Linked DNA regions of Homo sapiens: all the other regions are linked to region 1. The links are chromatin loops, found by intact Hi-C in ENCODE. Cell type or tissue: endothelial cell of umbilical vein. All regions are shown on one strand. Each heading gives the region's core, and the rest is flanking DNA. Links, peaks and the distances in the headings are about the cores only. Region 1 overlaps SPATA16 (spermatogenesis associated 16). Region 2 has its middle 85 kb from the start of ECT2. Region 3 holds the start of LOC107986052 (a long non-coding RNA gene).

What was found. Peaks named below come from ENCODE experiments on the same cell type or tissue, not always from the same donor. Only the 100,000 strongest peaks of a DNase experiment are listed, where the experiment ranks them.
Region 2: it touches region 1 in a loop (2.8-fold over the local background); 5 of 110 quality-filtered maps call a loop at or near these places.
Region 3: a loop joins it to region 1, with 2.3 times the contacts of the local background. A loop is called at or near these places in 6 of 110 quality-filtered maps.

The regions. Positions count from the first base shown.
Region 1 is chr3:172,913,186-172,924,016 of GRCh38, reverse strand. It overlaps SPATA16 (spermatogenesis associated 16), which reads left to right. Exons shown (of 11, transcript NM_031955.6): 9 at 7,536-7,700; 10 at 10,273-10,356. Among named protein-coding and RNA genes, the nearest start is that of ECT2, 170 kb to the right of the region's middle. In endothelial cell of umbilical vein, for the core only: no CTCF peak of the experiment used is centred there; DNase peaks (open chromatin) are centred at 4,876, 5,126, 5,676 and 8,856; H3K27ac peaks cover 2,231 bases.
Region 2 is chr3:172,830,691-172,841,521 of GRCh38, reverse strand. It overlaps the pseudogene MMACHCP1. Among named protein-coding and RNA genes, the nearest start is that of ECT2, 85 kb to the right of the region's middle. In endothelial cell of umbilical vein, for the core only: a CTCF peak has its summit at 4,941 (motif pointing left); a DNase peak (open chromatin) is centred at 4,901.
Region 3 is chr3:172,843,927-172,854,757 of GRCh38, reverse strand. LOC107986052 (a long non-coding RNA gene) reads right to left here and starts at 5,669. Exons shown (of 3, transcript XR_001740575.1): 1 at 5,559-5,669; 2 at 3,813-3,960; 3 at 2,087-2,294. RefSeq lists enhancers at 1-383, 384-892 and a silencer at 465-759. In endothelial cell of umbilical vein, for the core only: no CTCF peak of the experiment used is centred there; a DNase peak (open chromatin) is centred at 5,637.

The DNA of each region.
Region 1 (10,831 bases), core at 1,011-9,010:
CTACACTTTGCAATTTCAAGCACTTATTAGGATAGTGTCTCTTTAAAGAACCTTTTCTTTATGCCTTCCTAATATCTAATTCAACATTGCAGTGAATTTCTCATTTCAAATCAATAAGAAAATTTTAGCAAGCACAATGTTTTCTCTATTTCACTTATTGAGCTATTGCATATAACCATCTCATTACCTACACAAGAATTCAGACCTTTTCAAGATAGTGCCTTCATACCACACTGATGAATTGGATGCTTCTCTAAACATTGGCAATTGATCTTTATATAGCCATAAGGTAAATTATCTAATCTCTTTCTATGATCCAGGAAAAATATGCCTTTTCTACTTTTCAGTCTTAAAGAGCCCAAAATAAGACCTGAATTACACTGCTATTTTACAAAATTTAAGCCATTGTACTGAAAGTATATAAAGAGAACTTCTCATTAATAGGCTATAAAGGCTGCAGATTTCTCCTTTTTTAATATTTTTCAAAAGGCTTGTAAGTTGGAAATTTTAAAGAATTTCCTTCCTGTTCCCTCTTTTGTGTTACATCATTGATTTGATGTTCTTACCTTAAAAGGGGAGCTAAGAGGGTCATCACAAACAGCTACTTAACATCTGTTCAGCAGTTTATCTGCTCAATAACATTATTCAGCATTTTGGAAAAGCTAAAAAACACCTAATCTGTTTGCACGATTTGCGATTCCATGTATTACAAATACAAAAACACATTTTCACTGATGTTCCTACCACAAAGCTACCCCTTCCCCACAACCATGTTTCAATTATCTCCTCTATATTTCTATTAATAAGAAATCCATCTCTACCTTAGTCAGCTCAGGCTGCCATAACAAAACACCAACCTAAAGACCCACACACATCATTACCCTCATCATCAGGCCCATGCAAGCAGGGAAAGCTTTGCTAACCAGAACCATCACCGTGTAGCATTATTTCATCTCATCCGTGCATGGCTAGCCTAGCAGAGCCAGTGTATCGGGTGCTGTGGATGTGATCTGCCTGTGGCCTAGCTCTTTGTTTTTTAGTTTTTAGTTTTTTGGGTTTTGGGGTTTTTTGTTTGTTTTTTGTTTTTTGTTTTTTGAGGCAGAGTCTCACCCTGTCACCCGGGTTGGAGTGCAGTGGTGCGGTCTTGGCTCATTGCAACCTCCACCTCCAGGGTTCAAATGATTCTCCTGCCTCAGCCTCCAGAGTAGCCGGGATTACAGCATGTGCCACCATGCCTAGCTAATTTTTTTGTATTTTTAGTAGAGACAGGGTTTTGCCATGTTGGCCCGGCTGGTCTTGAACTCCTGGCCTCAAGTGATCCACCTGCCTTGGCCTCACAAAGTGCTGAGATTACAGGCATAAGCTACCATGCCTGGCCAGGCCTGGCTCTTTGAAGCAATGCCTGCCTTACCTTGTCACTTGTCAGGAAACTGACCACATCATCTGTTGCCAGCTCCGATTTCACAATGTGAACATAGGTTGGGCCTTACTGGGCATTATGCACTTTTTCAGTGTTCTTAACTCATTTTCTTATCACCTTTTAAAGAGTATTCTGGCCATTTGGAAATTTGTTTAGACATGAATCTTTTATGTGACTATAAAGGAGACTTTAAAACCATAATTAATGAGATTCTTAACATCTAATTAATAACTCAGTCTTCTCATATTGAGTCTCAGTACCACTTTGCTGTCTGCAAGGAATTTCATCAACTTTCCTATGTTTGCTTTTAAGGGAAATAACAGTTTTTGGAAGATTGTTTCAAAGAGTTTTAATGAAATTGAAGTAGGTAAGCCTGAAAGTGCCCAGGGATCACAAATATATCTAAATATCAGGTACTAGGTTTCTTATTATTTGCTCAGCCACAGCTTCATAAGGGAGGACTGATAAAATTGGCTGCAAAGGTAAACTAGCTTAATGAAGCAAATAATGAATTGGTGACTAGAAATTATTCCTACACGGTACCATTGACTGTAACCCAAGGAGCCCTCTGTAGTGTTTTTAAGACCCTTCAAGGTGTTCTTTCTTTCTTGTCAGATACCAAATGACATTCACTTGAATATTTAGGCATTGAATTGTCATTATTTGTTACCCTAATTTGTGATACGTGTAGACAAAGACTTTTGCCCAAGGCCATGCTCTGGCCAAGTAACCCTAGGGCAAGTCACTTAACCTCTGAACTATTTTTTTCTCATTTATAAAATAGGCTGATAACTGCCAGGCCCACTTCACAGAGTTGTTGTGAACCATAAATACATAATCCATGTTCTTGAAGCACTTTGTAAAGTATTAAGAATTTTAGTTTTAATTATTTGTATTGGTTTTGGTTTGCTTTGACAAAGAGACTGTTTTACAGACCTTCTTTTTTTCTTTATCCAAGCTGTGTAGTTTGAAATTACCTATTTTTCTTCTAATATGAAGATTCCACTCGTGTTCTGTGAATTTTGATTTTTTTTTTCCTTAGCTTACTTTCCTTTGATCAGTGATTTGCTCAGATCCCTTCACTCAGGCAGGATTTGAGATGCCATTTCCAGCCATGAACTGGACTCAGGACTGCAGTCTTGTTGACAGCAGGCTGTGACCATGCTCGTGTGACAAGCAGCCTCACATGTCTTGGTAGAACAGAGCCAATATCAAAGACACTTCCATTAGAAGACAGTGAGTGACCAGTGTCTTGTGCAACACATTTATCTTAAAGAATTTTAGATTTTTCAGTCATCCTTAATACTAGTGGCTAAGGCTTTAGTTTACATTTCTGTTGTCTGTTTCAAACAGACAACTCTTTACCCTAGTAGAATGTCACATTTTCATCAAGGCCTAATGGCTAGGAAAAAATTGCCTGTAATCCCAGCACTTAGGGAGGCAGAAGTGGAAGGACAGCTTGAGCCCAGAAATTCAAGACCTGCCTGGACAACGTAGTGAGACTCCATTCTACCCAAAATGGAAAAAAAAAAAAAAAGACAAAAACAAAAAAAGTGGAACTAATGGCTAGGAAATATACTTTGCCTCATACCATATATGTTCAGAGATGTTTAATTCATTTGGACAAAGTTATTTAATGAAAATGGGCTTGGAATATGAAAATGCAATGCATTAAAACTTCAGCATTCATAACAGCAGGAGACCCAAAAGATGATACTAGTCCTTGACATAATACCATGACCAGAATCAGTTACACAATGTTTTATTATCACATTTATACTGTCACATAAATAATGATAAATATGTAGATTTCTAAACAATACTTAAACAATGCCAAGAATTCTCATGATCTGTTCCCTAAACATATTGAATATTTAGTCACTTTGTAAATATTAGGTTTATAATACCTACCTAATATCTAATTAGAAAAAAGTTAACTTGGCAATAATACACTAAATTATAATATCATAGGGAATATTTTTTGGCTGCCCTAATTTTCAATTTTTCTCCATTAAACTAAAAGATACATATGTTTGTTCTCCACAAATTACATATAAAGAGATAGTATAGCAACTTACTCTCAACCAAAGCATTTTAAATATAAAGTGAGTAAAATTTTCTTCTAAAGCTAACAAAACACTCTTGCTTCCAAACCCTTGAAATATTTGATAGTCAAGAAGTTTTCTTTACTCAAACATATCTTTTTTAAAGTACAGAGCAGTCCTGGTCATTAACTAGGTGCTGACTGCATGCAGAAATTTCTACTTTGGAACTATGGTTTAGGAGAAGCACATGCATAGTGCTCTGCAATTTAAAAAGCATTTTTCCCTCACATTCTCTAATTTGACCCTCACAATTTGGTGACATTGTGTCACCTTCATTTTACCAATGAGGAAACTGTGGCTCAGAGTAGTGATATATTCAAGTTCACACAGCTAGGGCTCAAAATCAGAGCTTCAGAATATTGTGCCAATATTCTTTTACTAAATCATATTACATCTCTTTGATTTAAAGTTATGATCCTTGCCAGAGGCAAAACATGCATAACACACAACATAGGAATGATTCCATAGCTGGATTCAATTTTTAAAAAATGAACATATAGGCTGGGCGCAGTGGTTCACGCCTGTAATCCCAGCACTTTGGGAGGCCGAGGTGGGTGGATCACTTGAGGCCAGGAGTTTGAGACCAGCCTGACCAACATGGTGAGACTCTGTCTCTATTAAAAACACACACACAAACACACAAAAAAATAGTCAGATGTGGTGGCGCATGCCTGTAGTCCCAGCTATTCAGGAGGCTGAAGCAAGAGAATTGCTTGAACCTGGGAGGCAGAGTCTGCAGTGGGCCGAGATCACACCACTGCACTCCAGCCTGTGCAACAGAGCAAGACTCTGCCTCAAAAAAAAAAAATAAAGAATTAAAAAAAATTAAAATGAACATATAATGTACAAATTACACTCCAAAAATTAACTGTAAAAAGCTTGCTAAAGAACATGAATTTTCAACTCTTGCTATGAGGTGGTGAATACAGTCGGTAAATACGTTTCCTGGTCTCAGAGAGGTTTCTATGTGTCAGACAATGATTCTCTTTACACTTCTGACCCTGGTTTCCTTATCTTTGTAGATTAGTCTACTAGGTACACAATACATGGCCAAACAAGGATGATTCTAGCATTTTAAGAGTTATAATCTACAATATGATACAACCTTGCTGGTGACTTCTAATCCTACTGAACCTCAACCCCATTCAGCCAGCAGCCCTGCTGCTATGGTATTTTTCATTTTCTGGATTTCTGTCCTAATTATTTCACATGCTACTGGATGGCACTATACTTTTCCATTCATTAACTTTATTGGCTGCTGTCAGTTTCAAACCTTATGTACTGTGCTTTCTGGGCTAAATGTTAAAGAGTTAAAATAATCAAATCTCTTGCCATGCATGAAGCCGCCTTCACAGGATGACTTGCCAAAAAATGACCTAACTAACCATGTTTTTAATACTTCATTAATTTTACTTTTAATTTCTTCCAAGTGAAGCATAAAAAATGTTTACATATGCACATTTGAAATGAACAATAATAAGTGTTTCCTACCCCTTTTTTGCAATGAATGTTTCTGTATCTTATGCCAAATGGAAATACATTCCAAAGACTTGGACTCCGCTTTTCAGCAGTATAATATAGTGCCACTTATTTGCCAAATATTTATTTGTAACTGCTATTAAATCTTGACAGTTCTCTGACTGAAACCTTCACTTGAACTTGCTATCACCTAGCCCTCATTGTACCTGTGTGAGGTTTTAGCTTCAGTCGTGGCCACTTTATTACACTCTCTCCAGCAGCTAAGGAGCCCTTTGATCATTCCTGAAGTCTCACTGGGAGGGCTACCTGCCTTTAGATTTAGTCTTTGTTAGCATTAGATATTTAAGCTAATTCCTATTTTTTATTATTTTCTTTATTTCCTTAAAGCAACAGCATTAAAACATTTCTGCCACACTAGATATCAATTTTATTTCTTTTTCACTTTGTCTTTCAAAAACCCCTATCTTGGATAGGTAAAATATTAATCTACAGTTTCCTGATAACCAAAACTGCATTTGGCTTCGGGGGGAGGAGGGGTGACTATTAGCAGTCAACTGTATTCTTTCCCTGTTATCTTATTCAAATAGAGCACTTCCTGTTTTGTTATGCATCCAACAATCAGGCTAAAACTGTTGCCTTCCACTATGTTTATTTTCCTGACGTTTTGGAAAATTACACTGACAGATTATGTTCCTGAGCAGCCTGCAGTTGTTTCTGCTCTTTAGGGTTGAGTCACTACACCACTTTCCTACAACTAGCCCCATTGTTTATTTTAAAGAAGGACAAAGAAAGCAATTTTTCTTCAGAATGAAAACCGTTTCTCCTCCAACTTGCTTTCCTCTATTTGACAGAATGCCATTGTTTAGCTACATGTTTAAACTGATGGGTAGGCTAGGTTTTTCATCAATTCAGGAAGGAACCCCATATCTACCATTTGCAATCATCAATCTTATAGATTTATAGATTTTCAGATAAATGATTAATCAGAAAGAACAAATTAGTGTGAGTAAGAAGACATTCACTGAACAGCATATGTAGGTGTTAGGGACAAATAAAGCAGATACAGCACGATGGTGCCAGCCTTTCTTTATTTCCAAGATTCTAGAGAAAATGTCAGCTTCCAGAGGTTGCTGTCAGTCAGAATACGAGTGTGGCCTTTCAAAAAGAAGTGCATTCTAATTTTAAGTTGAAGTTCAGTAATATTAGTTTCTAGCAGTTTTTCTCCTTAGAGGAGATTCTCTTAAGAAAGTGAAATTATATGTCTGCCTTCTCTAATTTCTAGAAGAAATTCTGTTTCATAAGTATGCGCAAACCAAAATAGTCTTTACTCAGATACTAAGCTTTAAGGTGGTGGTTTGTCTCAAACTTCTGTTTGAGATATTTGAATATTTGGGGAGGCACCTAGCTGAAATTTGTATTTCTAGGGCCACATAACAAGAGATTGTGATTGGGTGAAGCCCAATATTCAGTTTGCTAACTGCCAAGTCCACAAGCGAGCATAGTGATTCTGGTGTAGGCAGTCCAGGGGGCCCCTGCTCTAAAGGGGCACTTGGTCACTTCTCTTCTGAGCACCAGGATGTAAAATGCAATTGCCAAACTAAGTCCTCTTTTGAATTCCCATTTCTCATCACCCTCTAAATGCAGCAGAAACTCAAGGCTTTTATGTTAACCCTTATATACCCCCAAATCAAAAGTACTTTTTCTTAAAGATAAACTTAAGAATTTCATGACTAACGTTGCCTCTCCTATCAAGCATTACAATTTGTATTAAACATTTTTATAGAAGATAATGTCTCCTCTTTTGTGGATGGCAGTAACAGGCACCTTGGTGGGCCACTTTTTTCTAAATGCGCCCCATCTTAACAAAGCCCAAAATGCCATGGGAGTTGGCAGTCCTTACAAAGGCACACAGTAGTCTGTGTCCAGATGGAACATGTTAGTTGTTGAAATGGTCCCAGTAGACAGAGGGAAGCTAGTCAAAAAGAAAAGGAGACTGTGCAAGGCTATCCAATAAGAACTGGAAATAAAAGCAGAGCTTAGAGGTTTCATGTAAGCTATTGGGGTAAACAGAATTCAACTTATACAACGTTTGTCAAGATTCAACTTGCATTAAAAAATTTTCTTTCAGATAAACAAGATAGTAGGCAACTCTTACCTTTTATGATGCTTTGGTGATATAGATAAAGTCGCCCCTTCTAGGCAGACACAGCTCTGTGGGATCACTCCTGGGTGAGTGAAGTGCAGATTCAAATTTAGTCCCCTCTTTTCCCCTCAGCCTAGCTCCCTAATGCAAGACAATCAGCAAATCCGTCTCAACAGTTCTCCAAAGGACTCCCTTTTATGTATATTTACCTACTAGAAAAAGAGGTATAAGACAATTCTGTAAAATGGTAGAAGGAAACATGTATTTGTACTAGATTCCGTTATTTCAAAAGATGTAAATACGTTATCACAAGCCCTGACTTCCAGCCCTGGGGAGAGGTCTATTTCCGTGGTTTTGTTCTAAAACATTTCTTTTACTTTGAGACTAGGGGAGTTTTCCTGCATCCTCAGGTGTGATGGAGAAGTTGCAATATGCCAGCCTCCTCAGCCAGCTGCAGAGAGTAAAGGAGCAGTCCCAGGTGATTAATCAAGCAATGGCAGAGCTAGCAACCATTCCCTACCTACAGGACATCAGTCAACAGGAGGCAGAATTGGTAAGTATTTTTCTTTGTTTAAGGGTTTCATAGGCCCAGAGCCAACAGAAAAGTGATATGGTCTGGGGAAAAAAAAAAAAAAAAATCCTGTGGTAATAAATGTAGCCTGAGGGCAAACTCCCAAACCTTCTTGAAGCATTCTAATGGCAAAACTGAAAAATGTAGGAAGGTGTGTGTCTGGTTTTTATTTGCTCACATTAACTAGCTTCCATTATTACAGCAAAAACGTTGTGATGTGTAAAAACATAGAAAGAGGCTGGTTATTTATATCATGTGTCAGGCTTCTGGTTTTTGGTAAAATGAGATTGTTTAATAAACTCCAAGATATATTGATATATGATTCTCTTTTATGAAAAAGTGAGAGGACAAAAGAGTAATTGCTGTATAGAAAAATGACCCTAGAAAATCATCTTTAGAGTTTTCTTAATCACTTCTAGGGTTAAAATAGATATTGGCAGTGCCAACACTAGTACACTTAGATAAATCAACAAAAGCTGTTTATTTGAAGGGAAAACATAGCTAGTCAAAATAGATGGGGTTTTTTTAGCTGAACTGATGAGTTTATTCAGAAAACCAGACACTTTAGCCACACACAGACCCAGGCAAAAACTAGTTGAAGGGATTCTCACAGAAATAATCTTCAGACAGATGTGCATATTATAACCATAATTAATATTAGAAATGATAGCACCTCATTTGAAAAACAGTTTACTAAACAGTGTGCTGCCTGTTCAAGGAAAGGTAAAATTTACTCTATATGAAGCTCCTAGTGTGTTGTAGGGAAAGGCCCTTTACTTAGAAGCTTTAATTGAGAGCAGCTAAAACTAATTATAGCCCTGAATTGAATTCACATAGTAATGATGAGAACAGCCCAAACTGATTACCTGTAATTTTCAGATGACTAAAGAAACCCTCCCCCTTTGAGCTTTTTAAGATTTACTCAAGAAATGAGCTGCCAACATTTATAATGTTCATCTAAACCTGCTAAAAGCATGTTAAATAAATACTGATATTCAGAGTAAGCACAGGAAGTTGTATGACTAGCCAAATAATAAAACTATGCATACTAAAGATGAAAACTATGAAATAAGTCTATGAATCAAGGAATTACCAAGTCAAAACTGGCAATAATACTTTCTAAACTTTATGGTTGTGTGCAAAAGAACACCTTCTAAAAGGTTAAATGTTTATCCTGCCATTCATAAGGCACTCAGAAGTATAGTAAGTATGGAGCTTTCAAAGTGCATATTGTAGCCTATTTTAGATGATTAATGCTCCTCTGAGATAAGAGGAAGCAAAGAAAATGTTAATTTAAGAAGCCGGCAAAATGTTGATCCTGTCTTCCTGAAAAGCACATTCAAGATTTAAATGAAAAATACAGGGGAATTCTCTGCACTTAAGTCTTCTTAATCACACATCTATATTTTTTTTTTTACTGGAAATACTTATTTTTCAAAATATATACAAAGAGCCTCAAACTAGCATTATTGACATTCCTTTCTAAAGTGTAATTTTTCTCTATTTGAAACCCTATAAAATGAAATTTCATTGGATATTTTTGTACTTATATACCCAGCAGAAAAATATTTAAATATATGTGGATGTATATCTGTATGCCAAGCATTTAAACATTATATATCTTATAAGGTTTGATGACCTTCAATAATAGATTTTACTTTGCAACTTACAAGTGTGGGTTAACCTAGAGAATTAATCCTAGTAATACCCTGTATGCTGCTATCTAAACAGTGATTGCTTAATAGAAGATTTTGAGTGACTCAATTATCTCTCCTCCTGCTTTCACGCTGCAATATCTAAACCAAAGAAAGATTATCTAAGGTCCATTACTGTTTGATGTCATAGTGAACTGAACTGGTATTTTTTAAGAACTTTTTTTAACCTTTGAATAGCACATGGCTTGATGTAACTTCATTTCACTTTCGTGGTCAAATACACACCATGTGTACAGGATACTTTCACATTAGAGTACAGCAGGTGCCTGTTTGGGGCAAAGGTTAGAATGTTTAAAACTTGCCTTCGAATGGGACCTAAAAATAAAAAAAACTTGGCTATTTTAAAATTTTAACAAAGAAAAAAACAGTAAAAGAAGTTAAATGAGCTAGATTCTTTAAGAGGCAATAAAACAGCATAATTGTAGTATTGTCCTCTGGTGAGCTTTTGCTTGATGCCTAGAATTATGATACATTAGCCTCAGGAGAAAACGCTAAAATGCCTTCATGTACTACATGCCATTTCCTGAGAGAATTAACTACTGCCTTCATTCTTTACAACCCCAATCTGTTTTTCACAAAACATCAACACTTACTACATTAAAACCTATATGTTTTTTACAAATTTTCGAGAAGAATCTTTTCATTGTTTCAGTATTTTATATCTGCAATAATATTCGGCAATGACAAGCAAAGATGAGGTGGCAATATTCATTGTAGGAAAGATGAGTAATAAAATCATCAGCGTACAAATGATTTTTTAATTAGGTTTTAATCTGTGTATTTAGAGAAGTTATTTCTGTGTGAATTCCACACTGATAATTTTTATCTTGGTGCCACAGCTGCAGTCACTAATGGCAGATGCTATGGACACCCTTGAAGGAAGAAGAAACAATAATGAACGTGTGTGGAATATGATCCAAAAGGTAAAACTTTGAGCTGAAGGAAAAAGATCTATTATTCTCAAAGAAAATGTCCATTTTGGGTCAAATCTGTTTGGAGGATAAAAAGAAACCCAAGTTCTTTGGTTTGTTTTTTTGTTTTCCTTTTTTAATTAAATGCAGCTCTCTCCCTGGAAGTGTGACCAAAATCAAATATGGATTTATTTAATCTGCTTCTTTTCCAACAGGCTGTGTTCATATGCTTTCGTGATTTTTCTTCATTATCATGCTCATTTTCATATTCTATTTTCATTATCTGCGCCTTCGTTCTCGGTTTTATAATTCTTTAAAGCCCTTTCATCAGTGTTTTAGTCCACTCCTCAACTATATTTCCACTTTTTTCACTTGAGGAATAATGACTACATTTCAGGGAACTACAAAGAAACTAGCACATTGATGTTTTTAGTAAAGAACTAACATACTAATTGTTAGAAATAGAGGAACATCCCATCATTGGCTA
Region 2 (10,831 bases), core at 959-8,958, 82 kb after region 1:
ACATACATTATATATATATACACACACACATACGTATATACATACACATATCACTTTGACTATTTAGGATGTGGACCAAATAGGGTTTCTAATTCAAACTGCAGTTTAAGCACAAATGATTATCTAATAATTCCAAGAAAGTGTGAAGAAATAATCCGGTAGAAGTGGACAGAAGGGGGATACATCAGTAGGCAAGAGGTTTAAACACATTTCTAAGAGATGGAAAGAAGATGGAAGCCTATTGAAAGATGAAACCAAACGAGAAGGCAAGGACCCAGAATTCAGAAAGGAGGGAAGGAAGGAAAGAACGAAGGAAGGAAGGAAGGAAGGAAGGAAGGAAGGAAGGAAGGAAGGAAAGGAAGGAGGGAGGGAGGGAAGGAGGTTAACATTGATTGCAGACAGGCTCCAAGTTCAGGGTCAGAGGAACAAATCGGGGCAAAGGGAGCTGAAAGGAAGGGGTTAATTAAAATTCTACTACACAACACTCCAGGAGGGGGAGGGGGAGGGTTATCAAAACAGGAGAAAGGAGGAAGGTAATAAGAAATAGCAGGGTAAAGAACTGTACGAGAAAGTCATGCCCAAAAACCATGGAAACTAAAATGTGACATGATTTTGAGCAATTGAGAGAATTAATAAGAAATAAAAATTAATTAGAACTGGATGCAAGGATCATTTGGCTTTGACTGGTACCAAAATTGAAACATCGAATTTATAATCCTAAAGCATTAATTGTCTCTATAATGAACAATATTCACTTAGTCGTAATAATGTAAATATCGTATACTAATTTTCAGCTTTTGAATTAACCTACAAACCAAACCTGGGAAACTTAAAAACGTTACATAGCAGAATGTAATTGTTATCAGGAGACACAGGGTGAAAGGGGAAAGGTGAAGTGCAGGCAAGGCTAGGGGCTCTAACAGCCTCCTCTATGGGGAGCAGCAAAGCATACTCTTGACTGCACAGATAATACAACCATCCCAGTTCTACCACTTAACTGATGACCTTGAACAAGTCAGTTTCATAACTGCTCTGTGCCTCAGTTTCCATGTCTCAAAATGAGGATAATAATTCTCTGATATGAGGAGAAAATGAATTTATTGTATGTGAAGTGTTTAGAACTGTGCCTGGCGTACAGTAAGCACTCAAATGTTTAATATTATCTAACACCATTAATATTCAAATCTAAAAATCACTTTTAAATCTAAAAAAAAACAATTATTGTATGTTGGGAGGTGGGAGGAGAGGAAGGGAGGGGAGACATAGCTTAAATAGACTAAACACTTTTCAGCTTCTCAGAACTTCAGCTAATAAGTGACGTCTAAAGCTGACAGCTGAAGAAAAAGTAGTGTTTTGTATTTCAAGTTAGAAACACTTAAACCAGAAATAATTACAAGCATTTATTATTTTTTCTAATTAAATAAATAATTACACAATTATTCTTTTTAAAATAAAGTTATCATACATTTGGCAATTCTATGAATGCCAAAATCCCCAAAGCCAAACAAATCAAGCTGAATCTATTCTTTTACAAGAGAATTCAGTCTGCCAGCTTTAGTTGGAAGTGAAAAGTAATCTCTCAGCCTACGATATTTTCCCAAGTCTTTGCTGCACTTTCCAGGGTGATAGCAATGCCACACCTCTTGGCAGCGAGACTCCAACCTTGGGGAAATATAATATTAGTGCCGTATGTCACAGTTTCAAACTGCACTAAAATTCTACTGGCCCTTGGCCCAATTTCATATGGCTCATGTGTCTGCTTCCCGGCTACAGCTTGTGGGGGCAACTTGTGTGGAAGGCTAAGACACTCTCTCTAAGAGATGGCTACATGGGTTGTCAGTTTTCACACTTGTTGAAGGCAGGTGATCAGTGAAGGGTTATTACCACCTGTAGGAATGCGACAGCTCTTCGACCCTTCTGGTCTCTCAGAGCCGACGCCTTTTTCATCTCTTTGACCAACACTCCTCCATACAATGATTATAATCTGTATTCTTCCTAAGGCGCATCTTACAGGAAGATGTTAGATTAACACCTTCTGGAGGGACTAAAACCCCAATGATATTTAAGCATACATTGAAGGTGGTTATTCTTCATTTTAGTGATAAACTTGGTTCACTTTCCCTGTATACAGCTTTGCAATAGATAGTGAAACAATGTCAACAGTTATTGATCACCTACTATTTGTCAGGTTCTGTATTAGGAGTTGACAATGTAGTCTAACAGATAAATCAGACAAAAATGTAATGGAATGTAATAAATTCTATGATGATGATAAACACAGGGTGCTCTTGGAACATACAGGAGGGAACTAACTCAGCCTGGGAAGAAGAGTAGAGCATCAAGTAAGGCTTGCAAATACGGAGAAAATAGGCAAGCACAAAAGGAGAGGAAGGTAACTCTAGGTAGAGGGTACAGCACAGATAAAGAGCTGGGAAGGGTTTATATGGAGAAGTCATACTTTTAGGGAGGTAGAAGAGGGCCAGATAATAAAGGGAGGGCTTCTATGATGTGCTAAGGAGAGAATATTTTTCTGAAGGTCTCTAAAAGGGACATCAAAACACTTCAAGCAGAAAAATAATATAGTCATTTTGTTTTAAGATTATTCTGGCTATAAAAAGTGGCTAGCAGAAGGAGTACAGGAAGATCAGTTGAAAGGTGAACCAGACATGTCTTATGGGCCACTTTAAACCCTCTCAGCCCCACCTCTTCCTACTGGAGCCACTGCTGGAGGATGTGCCACCACTTCTCACTCCTGTCCCAGGAATTTCTGAGGCTTTGGAGTATCAATACCTCTGGGCATTCATGCAAGTACAATCTGGAATTGCCAGGGACTTACTATTATTGGACCGTTCTTGAGCAACTGGGCTGGAAGCTGAGTGATCAATGCTTCTCCCTTTCACACCCCAGATGAAAAGTTCCCACAGGACTCAGCAACAGTGGGTTGTGGTAGTGGCTAACCCGATATAGCAAAACCGTGTTGGCATTCCTTCCTTCTCTGTTTCTTCACTTCAACTCCTCATGATAAACAACCTCTAAATAAACCTAACACAAGTCTTTGTTCCAGATTCTGCCTTTATGGAACCTAGTTTAAGAATGAAGATTACCAGATAAATCCAGGAGAAAGTCATGTGTACATGAAATAAGGCATGGTAATGAAAATGGAGACAAGGGAATGGATTATTCATTCACAAGATCTCAAGGACGTGGGATCAACACCTTGGCTATGAGGAATAAGGAAGAAAGATAAGCCTATGCCTAGGAGAATTCTCAGGTATCTGACTCAGGTGGTGGAGTGGATAGGGATACCATTCACAGAAAGCCATACAGAAACAAAATAGCCAGGCACAGCAGCTCACGCCTGTAATCCTAGCACTTTGGGAGGCCGAGGCAGGAGGCGTTGCTTGAACCCAGGAGTTCAACACCAACCTTGGCAACATAGTGAGACCCTGTATCCATAAAAATAATAATAATAATATTTTTTTAAAGGAGAGTGGTATTGAAGAAATGAAGGAAGGGTGTTTGTCTCTTGGATTTGTAGGAGTTCTTTCTATATCCTAGATACGAGTCTTTTATAGGGTATGTGGGTCTTTGAACACGCAAGTGTGAGGTGCTTTTAAATCAAGGGGACGATGCCCTGTGGCAGTTTTACATACATATATATACATGGTGTAAATGTGTAAGATGCAAAGAAATGAAGAGGAAAGATGGACATTTAGGGAACATCTGCAGGTAAGGGGTGGGCAAAAGATTTTGTGAAATACACTGAGTTGTGGTTCAATATGTAGGAGAAAACAGTGGTGACACAGTGGATTAGACAGGGTTCTCTAGAGAGGTGACCAATAGGATGAATGGAGGGAGGGATGGATGAATACCTAGAGAGAGAGGAGAGAGAGGGAAAGAGAGAGAGAGAGACAGAGAAAGAGAGAGACTTAGGGGAATTGGCAGTCTGCAAACTGGAGACCCTGGGATTTCTATAGTGTGGTTCAGTCCAGTCCAAGTCCTATAGCTTTAGAATCACGGAAGCTGATGCTGTAATTCGCAGTCTAAGGTCAAAGGTCTGAAACCCAGGAAGTGGTGATGAGGGAGAAGGGGGTACTGGTGTAGGTCTTGCAGTCCAAAGCCTGGAGCTCTGATGACCAAGGGCAGAAGAGTGTGTACCAGCTCTGAGAGAAAGAGACTAAATCTTTTCCTCTTTTTGTTCTATCGGGGCTCTTAGCCTACACACATTGAGGGTGGATCTCCTATACTCAGTCCACTGACTCAAGTGCCAATGGCCCCTGGAAACACCCTCTCACACACCTAAAAACACTACTTTGCCAGTTCTCTAGATATTCCTTAATTCAGTCAAGTTGACACCTAAAATTAACCATCACACAGAGGACTCAAAGGAAAAAAGAGGCTGGGAGGGGTGGCTCATGCCTGTAATCCCCCAGCACATTGGGAGGCCAAGGCAAGTGGATCACTTGAGCCCAGAAGTTCAAGACCAGCTTGGGCGACATGGCAAGACTCTGTCTCTACAAAAAAAATACAAAATATATCCAGGTGTGGTGGCCTGCACCTGTAATTCCCACTACTGCAGAGGCTGAGGTGGGAGAATGGCTTGAACCCAGGAAGTTGAGGCTGCAGTAAGCCGAGTTCACGCCACTGCACTTTAGCCTGGGCAAAGAGAGTGAGACTCTGTTTCAAGAAAAAAGGAGAACCGTGTTTTTAAAAGGTGCAAATAGTTTACAAGACAGAACCAGAGGGTCCAACAGATGAGAACCGAAAAGTATTTATTAGATTTGACAAACAGGAAGTCATTGGTAACTCTGGCAAATTCGTTTTCATGGAGAAGTAGATACAGAAGCCAAATAGCAGAGGATTACAGAGTAATTGGGGGACCAATAAAGACAGGCAGAAACAACAACATAAGATTCTCTGCTCCCCCTACTGGCGATGGATGGATGGATGGATAGATAGATAGACAGCTAAATAACCTGTTCATCATTTTAAAATTCAGACAATAGAGGAAAGAAGAAAGATTTTTAAAAATCACCCTTGGTGCCATTCATAGATAACAACTGCTACAATTTTGGTCTATCTCCCTTTAGACTTTCTCTTATTTATATGCATTACTTTTAGCAAAAATGTCACCATATTCTATATAACACTTTATAACCTGTTTTCTTTGTATAACAATAGGTAATGAACATCTTTCCAGGTCTATAAATCTATATTTACAATGTCATTTGTAACGGCTGTGTAGATTCCATGGCACGAATGTATCACAACTTAAATAACCAATTCCCTGTTAAAGGACATAAAACATTTTTGTATTGACAACTCTGCAATACAACTATACACATTTGCCTATTTGCACAGGATCAGTTTCTAGGAGACTGACTGGATTAAAGGATATGTTTATTTTGTTGAAAGATTCTGATAAAATGATGCACCAGAATGTTTATAGCCCAAGCATTCTGTAAAAGCATACCCTTGACAACGCTGCATCATTCTTTTTGATATCTGCCTATGTGATTTTTAAAATAGCATCTTACTTTTTTGTATTTGCTTGTTTCCTCGTAATGTTGAATGTCTTCATATATTTATTGGTAGCTCTTGATGAACTGCCTGCTAATGACTTGTCCATTCATCATATTTATATCTTGATACAACAGCTTTATGTATTAAATATGGCATTTGACTTTGACTGTTAGGGATGTTACCAATATTTTCCAGCTCTTCATTTGCCTTTTGATTTTGTCTGGGGCACTTTAAAGCACTTTTTATTTTGTTAGTTCTTCCATTATAAAAAATAGGTATGTTCAAAAATAACTAAATCTTATTTTTTTTCCATCCAATTTTAAGCCCCGGGGCTAATCAGTATCAACTGAAATATATTTTTGTATTTTCAAAAATACATGAAAGTTCTCTATTTGGTATATTCAGGGATATCTTTTTTCACTTATGGCCCTTGATGCCATGCTTAGAAAGGCTCCCCAAAACTATATAAATATTTGCCTTTGTTTCTTTCTAGTATTTTTAGTGTTTACATTAAAAATTCTAATCTAGCTAGAATTTATCCTGGTATTTGATGAGACATATGGATCTAAGTTGTTTTTCCCCAAAGGGTTGGCTAATTGAGTCTCATTTATCAATACTATAGTTTTCTCTTTCCAAAATGATTTGAAGTAAAACCTTTGTCATAAATTTAATTTTTGTATATTATTAAGTCTCTTTCTAAACTTTCTATTCTATTCCATTAATTTGTTTGTTTTGGTGCCAGTACCGTAATGTTCTAAGTATTGCCACTTTGAATTTTTAACAATAAGAACACTAATTAACATTTACAATAAGAATAATAATTAACATTATTACTACATGCCAGTGTGCAATGTACCATATTAAATGCTTTACATAGATCATCTCTTTTACTTCTCATAGTATCCAATGATATAAGGGACTATTAGTATCATCTCCAGTTCATTTTTAAAAAAATTATAATAATGATAAATAATTTGTTAACTACTAGTTGGGTATCAGGCACTATTCTAAGTGGAATTTTCACAGTCGACCTATGAGGGAGGCACTATTATTACCTCCATTTTATAGACAAAAGTGATATAAAAAGAGGTGAAGCAATTTATCCAAAGCCACCCAGTTAGTTACAAATGGATGAAGCTGGAATTCAATCCCAGGCAGACTTATTTCAACGCAACCTATGCTATTCTGCTAAAAAATTTTAAATGATAATAAAAGTAAATTTTATTATCATTTTTAATATTTAAAAGTAAATTTTAAAAGACTTCATTACACATTATTTTGCTGGAATTTTGTTGGTTTTTTTCCTCACAAATAATTTTATAAGATCCCTTGGTACTGGCTGTGTGCAGTGGCTCATGTCTGTAATCCCAGCACTCTGGGAGGCCGAGAAGGGCGGATTGCTTGAGTCCGGGAGTTCAAGACCACCCTGGGCAACTGGAATGAGACTCTGTCTCAAATTAAAAAAAAAAAAAAAAAAGAGTTTTTTTGGGGGTTGGGGAGGCTTTCTATCGCCCAGGCTGGAGTGCAGCGGTGCAATCTCAGCTCACTGCAGCCTCGACATCCCTGGCTCAGGCAATTCTTCCACCTCAGCCTCCTGAATAGCTGGGACTACAGGTGCGCCACCACACCCTACTAATTTTTGTATTTTTGTAGAGACAGGGTATCTCCATGTTGCCCAGGCTGGTCTTGAACTCGTGAGCTCACATGATACCCCTACCTCTACCCACAAAGTCCTGGGATTACAGGTGTGAGCCACTGCACCAAGCCAAGTATTTTCAATATATATGCCCTTTGCCATATGACTTGAAAATTTTTTTATGGTCTTTTAAAATCTTTTGAGTATATAGAATTTTTCATCATATAAAAACAAGTTATTTTTATGAAGTTAAGCACAACTATCTTGACTTTTTTGCTTCTGGGTTTTTCTAACACATCAAGTTTACAAAATATTTTCCTAAATTTCATTCTATATTTTACACTTTTATATTTTAAAACTGAATTTATTTTCAAAATGATATGAACTGTAGATATAATTTTGCTTTTTCCAGACGGATAGCCCATTATGCCAGCATATTTATAAATAAATTACCCTTAGCCATCAAATTAAAATGCACTCTTACCATTTATTAGTTTCTCATAACATTCTGATCTTTCTTCTGAATATTTTTATATTGTTTACTAATATAGTTTTCCATTACCATTACCGTACTACGTGGATTTAATTATGGTAGCTTTGAGGTGTTGATACCTGAGAAGACAAGTCTTCCCTCATTAATTTAGAAAAGAATTTTGACTGGTCTCAGCTGTTTTCCTCTACAAACTTTAGAATCATTTCAACCTGTTTAAAAAAAAAAAAAAAAAAAGGAGAAGTCAAAAAGTAAGACTCTAAGTGGAAATGCAGTGAATTTATATATTAATTTGGGGGAAATTGTTTTAAATATTAGGTATTCCCATCTAGGATAAATCAGTCTCTACAATCATTAAAGATTGATTCTCGACTTTTAACGACGGTTTCCATAGTACCTGTACCTTTTTATTAAATTTATCCCAAGGGACAAATCATATACTTTAGAACTACTGTAAAATTTTTTTTTCATTTTTAAATGTTTAAGTTTTTTCTTCAAATGCTAACTGGATATTTCTATGTTGAAGAAAAGCTTTTGATTTTTGTATATCTATTGTGTAACCAGTCGAATATTAATTCTATGAGATTTTTAGGAAATCTCTGAAATATATAGCCACATTATCTGCAAAAGAATAACACTGTTGCTTATTCTTTTTTAAAAAATTATATTAATTAATAATTTAATTAATAATTAATTGATTTAAAATTATATTAATTAATTAATAATTTCTTGTATTATTGGACTTAGCTAAAATTTTAAAAACCAAATAGTTGTGGTAATGGAGGGTTAATTTAACGTTTTCTTAATCTAATGCAATGGTGTTAATATTTTATTATGTACTGTGCTATCTGTTCATTGTTATAAAAAGTCTTTACATGTTTAGGTGATTATCCTCTATTGCTATTTTATTTGGATGATATCTTTCCTTTTAAAAAATTCTAGTTTGAGATTTTTAAAAAGTAGTTGGGCATGCATTTCCTTGCCCTTCGTCGCATTCCTTCTGTGGAGTGCTGAGGCAGGAGTAAGAGTTCTGCAGCCATTTCAGATGCTGAAAGGGAAATTGTCTGTCAAGAATGGCAAAGCAACCCTAGCAGCCCTGGACCACCCACCTCTGTAATTTGAGAAATAGGCCGGGCACGGGCGCGGTGGCTCACGCCTGTAATCCCAGCACTTTGGGAGGCCGAGGTGGGTGGATCACGAGATCAGGAGTTCCAGACCAGCCTGGCCAAGATGGTGAAACCCCGTCTCTACTAAAAATACACAAAAAAAAATTAGCTGGGCTTGGTGGCGGGCGTCTGTAATCCCAGCTACTCAGAGGCTGAGGCAAGGAATTGTTTGAACCCGGGAGTCGGAGGTTGCAGTGAGCCAAAATGGCGCCACTGCACTCCAGCCTGGGTGACAGAGTGAGACTCCATCTCAAAAAAAGAAGAAAATAAAGAAACTTTTATTGTATTTTTTAAAAATTCTACTTTGAAATATATAATACACACAACTTAAAATATAAAGTGCACGTTGTGAGAATAACAAAATAAATAGCCACTTAGTACTGTAATGGTAATAGACAACTAGATTAGTAAACAATATAAAATATCCAGAAGAAAGATCAGAATGTTACAAGAAACTGATAAATGGTAAGAGTGCATTTTAATTTGAGGGCATGTACACGTGTACAGCGTGTACATAGTACGCATGTACATCCCATCTTGTTTAGGAACTTAAAAATTTCCAGTACCTTAGACAGCCGCTCTGTGCTCCTCCCTGACCGCCATTTCTCTGCCTACACGCATTCCCCCAAGATGTTACTATTATCCGGAATAGCACATTCATCTTTAGAGTGATAGCGCGACCTATCCCTAAATAACTCAATTTTCCTTGTTTTAAATTTTATGTAGGTAGAACAATGCTATGGATATTTTTCCGATTTGCTTTTTCACTCAGTATGTTCTGAAAATTATGTTATTGCATATAGTTAGCAAGCATTTATTTTCATGGCTATATGTCAATCAATTGTCCTATTGATAGACATTTGGGTTGTTTCAATTTGGGAATATTATAAGCAGTGCAGCTGCGGACATTCTTGTGCACATGTTTGCTTGTGCACATGTGTTTCCCTAGGTAAGAATGGATATAAATTTGGTCATGTACAACTTCTCTATATAATAACAAACTGACTTCTGTTCAATAAATCAATTTACTTATCAATATGTCAATTTATTTATCCTTGCACCAAATAAGATACTGTTTATAAGCCTTAATATTTGGGAAAGCAAATTATTTCACCTGTTCTTCATGAATATGTTAACTGCCCTTGGCTTTTTGCTCTATGCAGTGAATTTTAAAATCAGCTAGTTTCATAAATTAAAATTTTTATTCAAGATATATAATCAATTTGGGAGATTCCTATCTAAGAATTCTCCATTTACTTAGATCTTATTTAATGTGTTCTAAGAAGGTTTCAATTTTCTCCATAAAAGTCTTGCAGATTTTCCGTTAGAATTATTTCTAGCATTTCATATTTTTCATTGCTATTGTCTATTGTAATGGTTGCCTTTTTTTTTTTTTTACAGCTTCTGATTTTTTTCTGGGGTATAGAAATAGAATTGATTTTTACTTATTGACTAGAAACTTATTAAACTTATCTTATGAATGGCGTCACTGGACTTATCAGGATGCTGTGACACCCCAGGAGTGCTACTCAGAAGAGCAGAAGGCCTACTTTTCCAGTCTGCCTGCCCAAGGATTGGCCCTGTGTGGCTTGGCTCAGCCCTCAGAGAAGCCTCGCTCTCCATACCCTGACTTTCCCTTCACCACACTCACCCCCAAGAAGCCTCAAAAGCTCAGCAGAGCCCACGGCCTCTCCACCTGGATCCCCTGTCCCTTGATACCTTTCTTCCCTGTGGGACCCCAATTTATGGTGGTACTTGATAGGCCTTTGGCAAAGCAAGAGGTTTCATTTTGGGTACAAGATGACTATTTTTGATAACGTGGTAGAGATCTTCCATGAAGATAACAAGGCTCAAGGAAGTTAGGTTTGGCCAAGGCAAGTCAAAAGCCCAGGAAGATCTAGAATTCTCATCTGCCTTCGAATATGGGACTCTTACATGTGTTACTATTTCTATGCAGTGCCCCAAGATGCTAATTTTTATAGGGCCTCAAGGGCAAACATCCCCTAGAATATCTAC
Region 3 (10,831 bases), core at 1,065-9,064, 69 kb after region 1:
AATGAAGTTCTATCCAAATGCTTCATAACGAGGCCCTGCGAGGAGAAGCAGATACCTACCTCTCAGTGTTGCCAGCGCCCTCAACCTTATTAATATTCTTAATCATTCAACAGGGGGTGGAGTTGCTGTGAAGTTGTCTCAGATCAATTAAATCTTGGGAGCTTCTGAAGTGACATTCAGATTCGTGGGAAGGTGAAAGAAAATCAATTTTTCCTTTTCAGTTTCCAGGTGTCCACAGATTTCCTGGTGTGAATAGTGAACTCTCATTTCCAACACAAAGGCAAAGATGGCCTCTCCTTTCAGGGCCATGGGCTGATTGCTGAGGTGATGCAGGGAAGAATGGGAGCCCCAGGGATCTTGCCTTGCCATTACTGACACTGACACAAAAAGAACTATTTATTTCAGGAGTTAGAAAAAGGAAGGGACAGAATTCCTATTTCACCAATCCTTGAAGTAAAATTACCTTGAGAATTTAGCCTTCAAACAAGGGGGAGAACACAAGCCTTCATTATCCAGCCAACACGTGAAGGGAAGAAATGCTTTTTGAGGAAGAATGTCATTTCAGAGGGGGAAGAGGAAGGAAAGATGAGTCAAAGTTGGGCAAAGTGAATTCCAGCATTTAGCTAGCAATCACCCCTAAACTGCCAGACTAAGCTACTGTAGTTCCTGAATGGCTGAGTCAAAGCAAAAGAGCAGGTAATTAGACAACAAGCACTAGAGCGTTGAGAAGCTTCACATTTCCAGGGTTTGCACTGAGAGCAAACTGGATATATGTGCTATGCTTTTAATATATTCTGCATCCTAATTACCAATCAGGGCTGATTTGTCAGTCATCCTACCTATAATGCATAAAGCACTGGAACATAGAAAAAAAATCAAGTTCAGAAAATCAATTATGCTTATATTTACATTCCCTCAAGACAGAAGCGTTACAAAAACTGCCGAAATATTGCCTATCTCTTTACAAAGGAGCGGAAAGGAAGGGTGAGATTGCAATTCAATGTAATGAATAAATCGCTGGCTGTTTGGGGAAAGGTACAATAGCTGAATATTTATGAGACTGGTGATAGAAAATGCATCTTAGATGGTCAGCAACTGTGGAAATATTTTACCATTTTTAAAGAGCATAGGAACAAGTACATGCTCAAAAAATTCTCAAAAAATTTAGAATCATCTTTTACATATAGAGAGCTAACAGAAGACGTTTTAAAATTCAGCCTTTTTATTGGATAGTGGTTGCTAGCAAGGGAATTTTTCCTCATTCTCAAATAGCCACGAGTGTAACACTACACTCAGATGAGAGGCGGTGTATAACTTCCTTCTAGCCTTCTCAAGATGGTAGACTAAACTCATTCTGTGTCTCCCCTTTTTCAGTTCATGTTCAGTCTTCAACCAAAGCACCTGCATTCCATTATCACCAGTCCACCGAACCCAGTTCTGCCAAGGTCCCCAAAGATCTCTTAATTTCAAATTCATTCTGTGAGATGGAAGAATGAGACTAAGAAAATAAAAGTGCAATTCATTGCCTATTTCCCAATACTCATCTTAACAAACATCCCTGTGGTTGTTGACACTTCTCCCCTCTCCTGGAAACCCTCTCATTCTTGGTTTCTGAGGTTTTCACTCTTCATTATCCCTCTGCCTCTCTGGTCATCCCATTTGTATCTCTTTTTTGGACTTTTCTTTATCTGCATGTATCTTAAATATTGGTACTCCTCACTTCAGCCTGCACATTTTCTTTGAGTGATGTTCACTACTATCTCTACGGCATTAATTGCCACTGGCAGGCTAAAGATACCTAAATCTTCACCTCTTGTTCAGATCTGGTACTTGAGCCTCAGGTTCAACATCCAACTTCCAGACAGACATCTCCACCTAAAGATTCATCAACATTTTATACACAATATGTCCAAAATGGAAGTGATTACCCCTCCCTGACTTCCAACCCTGCTCTTCCTCTTGCTCTCCCTTTGCTGTTTGCTGCTTGCCATAGGCAGCCTCTGAGAGAGTCCCCAGTAAATCCCTTGTGCAACCCCCACCACCCCCCCTCCCGCCGTTGAGTGTGAGCTGGACCTAGTTCCTTGCTTCTAACAAATACAGACCTTATTCCAATTCCATCAATTCCTGCTCCAGGATCGAATCAAGGATCCCACACTGCTTCCTCATTCTTCTCCACGTAATCTGTGGCAGCCCCTCATGTTTTTCTTGTCTTTAATGTTCTTGACAGAGTACTGGTCAGTTATGTTTTAGAATGTTCCTCAATATGAATTTGTCTCATGTTTTCAACATTATTCCTTTTGGGAAAGAATACTACATAAGTAATGTTTTCTCTTTCTCAGTATATATCAGAGGGTAAATGAATCATGCCTTGACACTAGTGGTGTTAGCTTTGATCATTGGCTAATGTAGTATCTACAAGGTTTTTTTCTCTCTAAACTTCTCATTATTCTCCTTGAAATTAATGAAGATAGTTTGAGATTGTGGTAATATTTTCAAACTTTTGCTCAATGATTTTAGCATCCCTCTTATTTAGTGGATCTTACTGCTGTGTTTACCTAGTAATAACTTTGTATGTCCTTCATGTCTTCTACATTTGTTAATTGGAATTTTTCTATACGGAAGAGCTGTCCCTTCTCCCTATACATTTATTTATTTGGATTATTTATAAGTGTGGAATTCAGGATATTTATTTATTTTATTGGTTATAATCCTATATTATCATTAGATATTTGATTGCTCAAATTGTTACATGTTTGGCCATCAGGAGCTCCTATGTCCTTAGGACATGACCTCGTTCTTTTTTTTTTTGAGCGCTTTCTTATTTTCTGGTACCACACGATGTTCCAGTCTCATCTTTTATATTCTCTTTCCCAACTCTAGAATCAACCACTTTTTCAAGGAGCTCTGCTTTCTTTTTTTTTTACTTGGAGAATAGTATTTATAAACTAAGATTCTGCCAGTAGGTATGCTCATGGCTACTCAGGTATCATTACTCTCAGGCCCTCTCAGTGGACAAAGCTAAGAAATATATATATGAATACTAACCCACACATACACACATCTATACTTATTTCTACATCTATTTGTGTGTGCACATATATGTACATATATGTGTGTGTGTGTGTATATATATATATATATATATAAAATCATGAGTACATATCGATACCTCTGATACCAATCCAACATCATGACATTCATTCCATGCTTCCCCTTCATTTAACTGTGACTTCTTTCTCCAGCAGTGAGAAACCTGGCTCTCATTATCTACAATACATTCACTTATTTAATAGTGTACATATAAGGTAGTTAAACAGTTACTAATCTATACATATAAGAAGCAAATTTCCAGATAACAGTATTTGTATATAGTTATTTTTCTCTTTAGTCTCACAGTATCCAGTCAACGTATTATTTTCACACATTCACTTCAGTGTGATTATGAATTAATTTGTCACACATTAGGTTCATTTGTTACTGATTACATTCCATTTTGGGTTTATCCCACTTCCTGGTTGATTGTAACTATTTATTAGGGGAAAAGCATGTATGTGAAACATTACTATGGGTCTAAGAGTCAAAACTTTATTAAAAATATACTCAGAAACATGTTTCTTCCTCTTCCTCTCTACTAATGTGCCCATATTCACTTCTTCTCATATTTTTCCCACCAACTTCTGTAGGTAACCAGTCTCTAGTTTCTCATTTATCTTTCCTGAATTTATTTCGCACACATGTGCAGATGCATGTGTATTTTCTTATGCTTTTATATCTAGTTCTTTCTCACATGAAAGGTAACATGTTATATATACCCTTTTGTGCTTTTCCGTCTCACGGAGTAGTATGTCCTGGAAATCATTCCGTATCAGCTCATGGAGATCTTCCTCATTCTGTTTTACAGGAGCATAGTACTCCATTGTGTAGGTGTGCTAGAATTTCTTCAACCACTCCTCCGAAGTGCTGAAATTTAAGTTGCTTCCAATATTTCTCAGTTACAAACAATGATACAATAAATAACTTTGGTATATACATTTTTGTATTTGGGGAAGTATATAGTCACGGTGGATCCTAGCAGTGGGATTTCTGGGTCAAAGAGTAAGTGCATATGTAGTTTTGTTAGGTATGAACAACTTGCGTTTCACGAGTGAAACCTTCTTACCAGCAATTTGTGAGCTAGTATCTGTGCCCTCACAGCCTCACTAGCTGAATGTGTGGACATGCTATTTAATTTTTGCCAGTCTGATAGTGAGAAATTGTACCTGAGTATTTATCTCTAATTATAAGTGAATTTGAATAAGTTTTTCATATATTTGAGGGCTATATATTTGTGTGTCTGTTCATGGTTTTTCTCTAACAGGTCTAGGTCCTTCTTCTCTCCATTTCTCAATCTCTGTATGTATGTCTTGAATATTTTCTCCTGGTTTGTCAGCTGTTTTGGTGTTGTTTAGGATGTGTGCTTTTTAGTCTTGAAAGTTTTTTTTTAAATTTTTTATGTAGTCAGATTTCTCAATCTTTACTTTTATTGACCTTGGATTTTGAGTAATGATTAGAGAGGCTTTCCCTGTACCTTCTACAAGGTAAAAAAGGAATTTACCCACATTTTCTTCGCATTCTCATATGCTTTCTTTATTCACATTTAAATCCTTATCCCTTCTTGAGTGATTCTTGTGTATGGTGTGAGATACGGATCTAATTTTTATCTCCTTTCAAATGGCCACCCATTTGTCCAGCACCATTTATTTAAAAGCCCAGGCTGGATGGCACCTAATAAACTAATTTTTAAATCTACAACAATAAGGAAAGGAAAGGAAGCCATGCCCTAGAGTACATGCCGAGGAGGAATATTTTATAAGCCAATTTATCAAGAATACACAACAATCTTAAATGGGTATCAACTGCCATGCATCTCTTGACTTCTTTTCTAATCTAACAAAAGTGCTATGGCTCTCATTTGACATAAGAGTTGGGCTGGAAAAAATCATTTCTTTATTTGTTCTTCTGGAATTGTTTTCCATTTCAACCCACAGAGTCAGAGGCATAATACTGAGCTTCCAGCCACATCTACAGTAACATCTTGACATCCATGACATACTTTAGGTCCTTAGAAAACAGCTGGATATAGTATTCATTTAATTCTTCCAGCTGTTAGTTTTTCTCTTTTGCCTTTGGCTTTTTAAAATTTTACCAGTTCATTTCCATTCTCCTAGAAAAGCTTCAGACACTGAAAACATCAATTTATTTTAAAGGGAGTGGTTCTGGGATAGGACTTTTTATTCTGAAAGACTATGAAAACCCAAGCAAAGCAGCTCCTGGCTACATTATACAAGTGATTCAATTCCAAGTTTGTCCTGCGTACTTCTCTGCCTCCCACCCTGCAAAACATTGAGAGATGAATCATTTAATTTCATAAACACTTGGTGTTAATTACTGGATGATGAATTTTGCTATAAGTAGGATCAGTTTGACACTTAAGAAATGCTGCAAAATCCAGCTTTTAAGGTGTGCATGAGGTAGGTAGATTAAGTAGCTAGGATTCATACCAATAGATTTATCCATACCTCTGAGCTGCTGAAATCAGTGAGTCAGCCAGAGTCTTCACTTCATGTTTGTGAAATGTCTTTCCTCCAGGGAGTTCTCCTCACATTCATTATCTCATTAATCATCCAACTATTTCCCTTGGAGAAAGAAAAGTGGGGAAACATACGTTCTATTAGCTCTTTTATTCCCAGGAGGAAATATTGAGGCTTAGAGAGAACAAATAACTTCCTCATCTGTAAAATGAGTCCTCTGGCCCACTCCATGTATTTTGCCCTAGGTGCTTGGTAAGGATGAAAGATTTGAGAAGAGCTTTACTTCTTAGGAAAAAATAATTACATTTGGCTAGTCAGGCAAATTATTAGAGGTTGTACCACTGTAACTTGAGTGAGAATTTTAATAAAAATGAAAATATATGGTACAAGAACCTATTGCTCTTTTGTGGCTCCTGATATTTATTTTTCTGGTATATCATGGTTACAATCCCAAATAATGAGGCTTCTGTAGGTTAGTCACCATTTGAAGGTATTGACATGCTTATTATACACATGAAGGAATGGAATTAATTAACATTTTGGGGATACCATCTTTGCATATGAAATTTTATTTAGTCTTGATAACAACCAAAAAAAAAAAAAAAAAAGAAAGCATTATTATCCTTATCTTACAAGTAAAGATGCAGAAGAAACTTACCAAGGATATCCCAGCCAGTAAATAGCAGAGCTGGGATTTGAATCCAGATCTTTTGATTTTTAAGTATATGTTTTCTCTAATATATGAAGTATTCACCAGAAATGACATGTCTCATCTTAATTCAAGTTAATTCCAACATTTTAAATTATGTAATTCACAACATCGGCATGTGTCTGTATTTGTTGTTTTAAAAATATTGTGCTTCTAGATAAGACAGGAGCATAATCTTCGCAACCATAAGCAGTGACTCTGCTTGGCAACTGTGAAAGCACATTAACCTCATGATCTGAATTCAGTAAACCTGGGTATACATCAGGCTACTTGCTGCTTGATCATGTTAAATCTCTGTCTTAGTCTGTTTGGGCTGCTATAACAAAATATCTTAGACTGGGTAATTTAGAAAGAACAGAAATCTATTTCTCACAGTTCTGGAGACTGTAAAGCTCAAAATCATGGCGATGGCATGTGGCTGCTCTCTGCTTCCAAGATGGTGCCCCATTACCGGATCCTCCTGCATCCACCTGATGGTGCCCTGTTGCTGCACAAGAGGATGCTGTGCCCTCACATGGTGGGAGGGATGGAAGGGATAAGAGAGAGAGAGGCAGCTCCTTTGCACCTTTTATAAAAGCACAAATCCCATCACTCCACCTTCATAATTTAATAACTTCCTGAAGTCCCCACCTCTTAAGACTATTACATTGGTGATTAAGTTTCAACATATGAATTTTGGGGACACATTCAGACCATAGCATTCTCTAAACCTAGTTTGCATTTCTCTAATCTGTGAATAATAATAATTACCTCAAAGGTTTTTGTGAGGATTAAATGAAATGAAGTTTATAGAGTTTTTAGCATAATGAATGGCACATAGCTCTAAATTAATAATACCACTACTGTTAATAAACAAATAAGTTATACCCTTGGGAAAATAAGCAAAGAACATACCAGAATAATTCACAAAAGAAATGCAAATGGACAATTAATGTCCAAGAAATTATGTTCAATTAGAGGAGCAATAAAACATATCAGGAATAAAGCAGGTCAGCATTTTTCACTCAAAATATTGGTAAGTAAAAATAAAAAATGATATCCAGTACTCATAAGGAGTGAGGAGCTGGCACTCTTGTAGATTGCCAGTAAAGAGTGTAAATCTATAAAATCTTTTTAGATGGCAACTTGGCAATACATATAGAAAGTTTTAGAATGCCCATATATTCTTTGATTGAGGAATTTCACCCAGAGGAATTTATTCTGAGGAACATCAAGTACACTATAATAAATGTACAAAGAATTTCATGACAAAAATTGTATGCATATTAGAAGTTTGAAATGATCTTAATGTTCAGCAATGAGGAATTGATTAAATATATTATGGTACATAAATACTGTTAAATGTTTTGGGTTATAAAAAGAGAGACTTATTCAATTTGTCTCCAGTAAGTCAGTACCTATTGGAACTATAAATGGCACAAAAAGAAGTTGAGAGTCTTATCTACATGATCATGCTTCATGGAACCAAATACAATTCCCAAAGGAAGTGCAAGTGCAACCATCCATGAAGACCTCCCAAAGGCTAAAATTCAGAGAATTCGAGAGCTATTCAAAACCCAGCAGCTTAAAAAACCAGAGTATCTGTTCTCCTGTCATCACTCTGAATTTGTTCATCCTGACTGCATCATGACTCAGCTCTACCTAATTACTCCTACTCTACCTACTAACCAACTATATCCTCCCCTGTGCTGTATGATTTAGCTTACAATAATCATAATTTTCTCTTACTCGTAGCATCTACTGCTTTATTTTCCTCCTGTCAACCTTTTCCATGAGGGTATTCTATCTTCTGCTCCCCTTATCACTGACTAAATCCTTGTATATATTATATAAATTCCCAAGGGAATATGATATTTTGTATTAATTGCTGATACAGTTTGGCTCTGCATTCCCACCCAAATCTCATCTCTTTGTAATCCCCACATATCAGGGGAGGGGCCTGGTGGGAGGTGATTGAATCATGGAGGCAGACTTCTGTCTTGCTATTCTTGTGATAGTGAGTTCTCACGAGATCTGGTTGTTTGAAAGTGTGTGGCACTTCCCCTTTGCTCGTGCTCTCTCTTTCCTGCTCCACCATGGTAAGACGTGCTTGCTTCCCCTTCTCCCTTCTCACATTATAGTAAGTTTCTGAGGCCTCTCAGACACGCTTCCTGTTAAGCCTCAGAAACTGTGAGTCAATTAAACCTCTTTTCTTCATAAATTGCCCAGTCTCAGGCAGTTCTTTATAGCAGTGTGAAAACAGACTAAGACAACTGCCATCATCACTGACTGGGCAAGCTTTTGTGACAGCTGTCTCATAGGTCAGAGGTCACTGGAACATTCACACATTGACTGCCCTTGGAAAGGTCAGAAGTTGAAAACAAGCCACATGTGGAACATAGGTGTGATTTGTTCGGCTTGCACTTTGTTGGCCCACACAGGAGATCAGATAATTTCTTTTTTCTTTTTTTTTTAAGACAGAGTCTTGCTCTATCACCAGGCTGGAGTACAGTGGCTCAATCTTGGTTCACTGCAACTTCCGCCTCCCTGGTTCAAGCAATTCTCCCATGTTCAAGCGATTCTCCTGCTTCAGCCTCCTGAGTAGCTGGGACTACAGGCATGCGCCACCACGCCCAGCTAATTTTTGTATTTTTACAAAAATTTTTATTTTTAGTAGAGACAGGGTTTCAACATGTTGTCCAGGATGGCCTCCATCTCTTGACCTCGTGATCTGCTCACCTTGGCCTCCCAAAGTGCTGGGATTACAGGCGTGAACCTGTTTAAACCTTCCTATGCACCTGCATAGTAACACTTCCAAGGATTTTTGCATAAATATACTGTACAAAATATCAACTACATAATTATTTCATACTTAATGGGCTTTTTAGTGGGTATGTTTTTATGTAATATGCAACAATACAACAGAATATCTAATAGAAATTAGTTTTCCTTATGTACTATAGCAGGCATAATTTTTAATATAAAATAAAAGCTACTGTGTGTTTTAAAGTTATGTCATAAATACAAATAACATTTAGTTAAATAAAATAAGCAAACATGGAAATTTTACAAAATGATTACTAACCAAATAAAGAGAGGTTTAGAGAGAGGGAGATGGAGGTTGCAGGCAGGTAGATGTTAATACTGCTCAGTCGATGTGAAGCCGAGTGGGAATGAGCTGGCAGAGAGTGAGTGGAGCGTCAAATGCCTGTGGTTCACCTGTTTTCAAGTCCAAGGATCTTATGTACGCTCATCTCTTTTTGGATCTTGAGACACTAGAGGTGCATGGCTATGAACCATTATCTGTAATGGCAGATAAAGTTATGGACCAAAACAAAACAAAACAAACTTTGCAAAAACAAGTATTTTATCTGCATAATTTCACGTTTCCTAAAGACCCAGCAATGAGCATTTATTGCTCCTCTTCTTTCCCTTCCTGGGCTGTAGAATGAGCAACTAGTTGAACAAGTTCTGTGGTCATACGTTAAGGTCTTTTTACCATCCACTTCACTAAATCTAGCCCTCTTCACAAGATTTAGGATTTTTGCTTTGCGTTAATCACTTCCCTGAAACCTTGGAAGTCAGCAACATATTGCAGTACTAGTTTCTCCCATAGTCCATTCATTGTTTGTTATGATACATGCCAAACCCAGTTGATAAATGTGAAGACCTTCTGAATGTCAAAACTCTTCTATAAATTCTGTGCTGAAACAGTGTTGCCTGCATCATCACACCATATATCAGCATATAAGTGCCACATACTGCATCACCATCTGCAAACAATATGCCTTGAAGGCTGTAGTGATTCAGGTCCAGAGGCTATGATAATGGCATCATGCTGGAAGGCAAAAAGTCCATTGCGATATTATCTCCATAACTGTCAACACTAGAAGGACATCTGGGAGCTTAGTCTATTATCAAAGGAGCCTTGTTTGCAAGTTTTCCATCCGTGTGTACTCTGATGAATAGAGACAGCTCCTCATGTAATCACTGAAAGCTGCCTTGGTCATCCTATCTTTACGAGCTGAATATTACACAGCAGGCAATTCACTCTCCCTTAGTCGCTAAAAGGCACTGGGGCTTTTGAAGTGATACACAAGCAGAGGTTTTAGCTTAACTTCACATTCACTTAAAAGTAGTGTTAGACTACTTTGGATGCTTTATGTTCTGGCATTTTTGTCTTCTTTTCTGAAGTGAACATACAAGATGGCATACATTTCCAAAGCAGATCAATTCCATCAACATTAAAAATGTGCTGTGCAGTTGAATCACCTTTGTCAATAGCGTTCAGCAATTCACAGGCTCGTACTTCTTCACAGGCTTTTCAGCACTCTTAGAAGACATTTTCATATAATAATGTGGGGATCTGATACGATAATGCACTACATGTTGAAACTGCAAGCACAAGATTCAGTGTTGTCAAGAGAAGAGCTGAGAATCTACCGCAGCAACTCTATTTTCTCCCCAGAATTTGTGCACAAATCAAACAGTCTTACTGCTGTGACAATGTAGATTTCTTATAACAAGTTTTCCTTTCAGATAGTGAATTCAAGAAAAAAATTTTACAAGCTCT